Regions from separate parts of the Homo sapiens genome. Here region 1 is linked to region 2. The links are chromatin contacts, found by Hi-C in ENCODE. All regions are on one chromosome and are shown on one strand. The core of a region is the stretch at or near the end of the contact, and the rest is flanking DNA. Distances in the headings are between cores, read along the strand shown.

The links. Hi-C counts contacts between places; a loop is a spot of excess contacts on that map. Pooled maps may share reads with other maps.
Region 1: a loop to region 2 is called in a pooled map, with 2.1 times the contacts of the local background. The contact joins the promoter of ALDH1A1 here to the promoter of LINC01504 in region 2. A Hi-C loop is called at or near these places in 1 of 168 maps with a recorded cell type or tissue (CD14-positive monocyte) and 1 of 50 pooled maps.

Annotation. Positions count from the first base shown.
Region 1 is chr9:72,951,511-72,954,643 of GRCh38, reverse strand. It overlaps ALDH1A1 (aldehyde dehydrogenase 1 family member A1), which reads left to right and starts at 1,591. Exons shown (of 13, transcript NM_000689.5): 1 at 1,591-1,709. The coding sequence starts at 1,644.
Region 2 is chr9:72,304,136-72,306,835 of GRCh38, reverse strand. It overlaps LINC01504 (long intergenic non-protein coding RNA 1504), which reads right to left and starts at 1,400. Exons shown (of 5, transcript NR_110952.1): 1 at 1,211-1,400.

The sequences.
Region 1 (3,133 bases), core at 342-2,841, 650 kb before region 2:
AACATAAGACACGGGGGAGTCAAAGGCATTGGGAATGATATTGCCTTAGAATCTAGGGAGTTGGCCCGTGCACCAAATCTGGCCTGCCTTCTGTCTTTTTAAATAAAGTTCTATAGGAAAACAACTACACCCATTAATTTACCTATCATCTACAGTTTCTTTTAAATAGAGTCAAGTAAATTATATCAGAAACCATCCAGCCCAGAGGCTGAAAATATTTACAGAAAAAGTTTTGCAAATTCTTGTCTTAGATGAATAAAAAGTTATGTTTAAATGCCTGTAAGGGTGACTATTCACTGAGAAAACCAAAGCAGTTGATGCTTGAACCCATGTAGGAGTTCTCTTGTGGAGAATAGGGTAGAAATAGTAAACAGAAATAAGAGTCCAGGTTTGGGAGTCAGACTGGCCTGAAATGAAATTCTGGTCCTGCACTAATAGATCTGTGACCATAAGTAAGCTACTCACCCTCTGTATGTCTCTAAAATGGGGATATGAAATGAGGGTAGAAAGGGAAACAAGTGCTGCACCTGATTTGGGCAAACAATTCAGAAATTTTTAGTTTCCCTATGTAAGTCCCATATTCAGGGGAATTGGCAAGTTTCACTAGAAAAAAAAAAATTGGTTGATTCTCCACAATCAGAGCATCCAGAGTATTTTATCTTGTTCCTATTGTAACGTTTGCTAGAGCTACAATACAATAAAGTATTGTACTTAAAATGGGAGTAACACTGTTTAAAAAATTGTCCTTCAGCTAAATATTAATTTAAGAACTTGAATTGTTTGGAAGCCCTGCTTAAATTTAGTCTTTGTACACTGCCTATGTTGATAAATACAGACAACTTCCAAAACCAGGATTACTTTCATTTTAAATGAGTATTAATAGATGATATTGCCATATTTCTAATTGTGGTGATTGTGTGTGACAGTGTGTTCCGAATTCCCTAAAAGTCCTGCTGGCTTTTCTGTTCACATATAGAAAATAAAGATAATTTAGGGCTTCTGAGATCACAGTAGGTCTACTTACCCAGCACTGAAAATACACAAGACTGATACGATATTTTAAAACTAACTTAGGGTAGGGTGTAGATAAAGGGCCTTTCTTCCCCAAACAGCACCTTGATTTTCTGGGAGATGGACTGATTTCCTGAAAGCCTTGTCCTGAAGACACCTGGCCAGCTTCTACTGAGAACAAGTGCCCTTTTAGACTCTTTTCAATCCTCAAATTCTCTGATTCCAAGTCTGTCAGAGAACAGAAAGTTACATAGTAGCATTAAAAAGCATGAGAAGTCAAAAAAATAATAACTGGCCTTAGTGGCCAGAGCAGCTGCTGCATACACTTATCACAGGTTTCGGCTTTGTAAATTAATTCATCTGCAAATAGTGCACTGTCTCCAGGTACAAATTCGATGCTGGAGCACTGGTTTCTTAAGGATTTAAGTTTAAAGTCAAAGGCTTCCTGCCCTAGGTGTTACAAATAAGTAGTGTCGTTTTCTTTTTTTGCTCTGAGTTTGTTCATCCAATCGTATCCGAGTATGCAAATAAACTTTAGCCCGTGCAGATAAAAAAGGAACAAATAAAGCCAAGTGCTCTATCAGAACCAAATTGCTGAGCCAGTCACCTGTGTTCCAGGAGCCGAATCAGAAATGTCATCCTCAGGCACGCCAGACTTACCTGTCCTACTCACCGATTTGAAGATTCAATATACTAAGGTGAGTAAAACTTCTATTTTCTGCTTTGACTCGGGTTTGCAAAAACTGCATTTATGTAAAGCATTAAAGGTCAATTTAAGTAAACTTGTGTAAAGAGCCCTTTGCAAATATAAAAATAAAAGGCATGCAAAATGCAGGTCTCAGTTTAGTGTCCTGATCAAATATGATCTAAATCATATCAGACAATCTTTCATAAATTTATTTCTTAAAATATTTCCAAGCGAAAGGAATTCTCTTCTGTGTGAAAGGATTCTTATACCAGGATTCAGAGGACTTTACTAAGCACTTCTATTAACTTCACTATAGCCGGCATGTATGATAAGAGAGCAAAATACTCACTAGAGAAGCTTACTGGAAAGAACCAAACGAGTAGGAACAATAGAAAGCAAACAAGGAGAAAGAGAGCATACTGAAATAACATAACTTTCCAATATGTTTAATAAAATGAGTGTTAAAATAGGGGGACTTAAGTCTGATAATTGGATTCGAAAATCTTCAGATGGACTTGCATTATTTTGCATATTTTGGTGGGAGGAAGAAAAGCATTATTTCTTCAGCCAAGTTTGTTGCCATTGGAGCAGATGTGTAATTGTTAACTGATAAATATTTAGAGAAACAAGAGCAGGAGCTAGATCCAGACTTTAAAATCCGCAGCTGGGGGGAACTAGGAAATGGATCCTGCTTGAGTCGTTCTGAGAGTAACTCTGAACTTTGCCTGTTTCACACTGCTTTCCTGTCAGATCCTAGAACTCCAAAACAAACAAATGAATAAAACACAATCTAACCAAAATTACTTGAAGTTATCTTTATGGTGTGATGCAGAAAGTATGGTAAGAAATTAACTCTTGCAAATCAAGAGAGAGCCATTTTGCTGTCTGAATTAGCCAACAGAAAAACAAAGGGCATTATAATTTAATGATAAAGTAAAAGTCCCCACTGTTATATATTTATTTCCTCACTTGTAACCATGGATGGCTTTGAAATCCCAAGGTCTGTTGCATTTTCATTTTCATAAAGCACAACAAATGAGGAAGTTGCTCAGCTGATTGGCTCTTTTCCTCAGGAAAGTAGCAGCAGAGATCAGATTGTGCCTTTAACATGGTTGACCAGCAGCTATGAAGTGTATTTTAAGGTATTGTTATCACGAGGTTTTGTTAAAGAGGAAAGATTTTTTCCATTTAGTTTTACTACAAATGGTAGCATGAAAAATGCAGTAAATCCATACCGTCAAACAATTTACATTTGGCAAAGGTATGTCCAAAAGGTTGCAAGAGTCCAGTCTCCCTCATTTTCTTATTCCAAGTTTGTCATTCACAAGAAATTTCAATTGAAAGTGGGTACATTTAAAAATACATTTCATGAAGCTCAAAATTGTCGACAATGCTCAGATTATTGTATTACTATTATTAATGGGATTTTTTTTT
Region 2 (2,700 bases), core at 151-2,650:
CTAAAGGACTGTCAAATGTGATGTTTCACTGAGGAATGATGACTTTGAATAGCACCATTTTATGGTAGAAGGCAAACTATCTTTCTGCCTTGAATACAATAGTTCCCCGTTAACTGAGGTCAACTGTGGTCTGAAAATATGTGAGTACAGTACAATAAGGTATTTTGAAAGAAAGAGAGAGACATTTATATAATTTTTTTTTTGAGACAGGGTCTTGCTCTGTTGTCCACAGTGGAGTGCAATGGCACAAACATAGCTCACTGCAGCCTCAACCCCCTGGGTTTAAGCAATCCGTCTGCCTCAGCTTCTGAGTACTAGGACCACAGGCATGCGCCACTATGCCTGGCTAAGTGTTTTATTTTTTGTAGAGATGGGGTTTTGCCAAATTGCCCAGGATCCTGGGCTCAAGGGATCCTCCCGCCTCTGCCTCCCAAAGTTCACAGCCATAAGCCACCTTGCCAGCCTTACATAACTTTTATTACAGTATATTGTTGTAATTTTTTAATTTTATTATTATTGTTGTTAATCTCTTACTGTGCCTAATTTATAAATTAAACTTTATAATTGTTATGTATGTATAGGAAAAACATAGTATGTACAGGGTTTGGTAAAATCTGATTTCAGGCATCTAATGGGGGGCTTGGAAGGTATCCCCCCAGATAAGAGGGGACTACTGTAATGTTCACCTGAATAATTTAGGGGAATGTTTAGAAGCCTTAGTTATAGACATTGACTCTCAGGCTATCCCCAGTCTCTAAATGTTTCCTGTGTCAACATACTCAGTTTCTGAGGGACACAAATTAAATATAGGTTCCAGAAGACACTTCAGGCAAATATACCCATATTAATACAAAATAGGACTTAATCCCAAACCCATATGGGTTTTCTACCCTGGTGACCTCAGCTGGGCTATTTCTTGGCTTCTGGCTGAATAAGGCTTAGTATAAAGGCAAACCAAAGATCATGGGCTTGAGTGTTGCACTCGACATCACATGCGCTTTTGCTGCTAATCTTGCAGGAAATTACAAAATAAAATTAACTGAGGTACAGCTTGTACACTAAACTACATATACAGTAAAGTACACAAACCTTAACTGTACAGCTTGATAAAGTTTAACGTATGTATACCCCGTGTAACCCCTACCATCAAGATATAAAACGTTTCTGGTACCTGCAGGGCATTTTAGAATATCTATAAAAACGAACTTACCCACTCTAAACTGTCAATGGGAGGAGGATGGCCTTTGCCTACGGTCTTAGCAGGACAAGCAAATAAAAGCACTAATTTTTAAATTTCAGGAAGTCTTTAGCTCTTCAGAGGCAGACCCTATGCTTAGAATAAGGGTGGGTCAGGCGTGAGCTGGCCAGCACTGTTTCCGGCTGGGTCTCTGCAGCATTTCCTCTTTCTGTAATACTTCAGCTGGTTTTCCTCAGAAGAACCACTCCTTTCCACGTGTTTGAGTCACACTAATCCCATCCTCCTGGAGCCAGGGTTGGATGATGGGAATGAGGCCTAAGCCAATGAGCGTGCTGCATTCCCAGCCCACACTGACAGGCCTAGGGGTAGGCCCAATGTAAAGCAAGGAGAGTTTTGCTGAGACAGGGAGCCAGAATCAGGAAGGGTGGAGCCAACACACTGAGACAGAAATCAGATCTGCTGACACGGCCGAGCTCCCTTATCTACCCACGCCCGAAACAAGATCCACCCTTGGACTTTTAAGTTATAAGGCTCAGTAGATCCTCTTGTGTCAAGCAGCTTGAACTTTGTTTTCTGTCACTTGCAGTCAAAATGACCCAGTAAGTTTCTGGGAGGGCTAAGTTGTCCCCTGTAAGAGAATGAGAGGAATTTTTTCTTCTCTTAAAAGAGAGTGGGCATAGAAAGGAGGGGAAAAGGAAGAGAGGGAGGCTGGAGCCCGAATTGTGGCAGAAAAGGAATGAAAGATTTGCTTTTTAAGAACAAGGACAAGGATGATGAATATTGTATTCATGTTTTTTACATTTTATGCAAACTACTTTTACCTTTCCCAAACTCCAGCAAAGTTGACTACATATAAAAATGCCTGTGTGAGTGTGTGTGTGTGTGGGTGTGGGTGTGGGTATGTGAGAGAGAGAGAGAGAGTGAGAGAGAGAGAGAGACAAGAGAAGAGAGAGGATGGGGGAGAAGAAGAAGGATGAGGAGGAGAGGAAGGCAGGCTGGCTGGCTGGCCAGGATCTACATTGTATTGAGGTGATACAGAATAAGGAACACAAGAGGCAATGAAAAGATTATCTCTAAACTCAACAAATTCAGCAAAATAGGAGTTTGAAGCCAGAACTGATCATGAGAATGTAAGCCCTCTGGCAATGCATGGAATTGTTGAAGACTGAGTTGGACTTCCGCAAGTCTTGGTATGGGGGATTGAGCCTATGTCCTCTAGATCTTAAGAGGCAGGGTGACCCCAACTAACTAGGGCTGACATTATCCCTAAGTCTATTTATTTGACAATAACATTACTTGCTAGTAAGAGTTTTCTCAGCCAATTCTAACTTTGGGTTGGTTAAACAGGAACCAAAAAGGCAAACAAATAAAAATCTACACAGGGAGTGAAAAACAGATAATAGTAAAATATTTTTCAAAAATGACTTGAAATAAGGAACTTCAAAATTAACAAACTCTTTCACTTTACTGATATGCAAGAAATCTGCTTCCCAAAGCCCAGA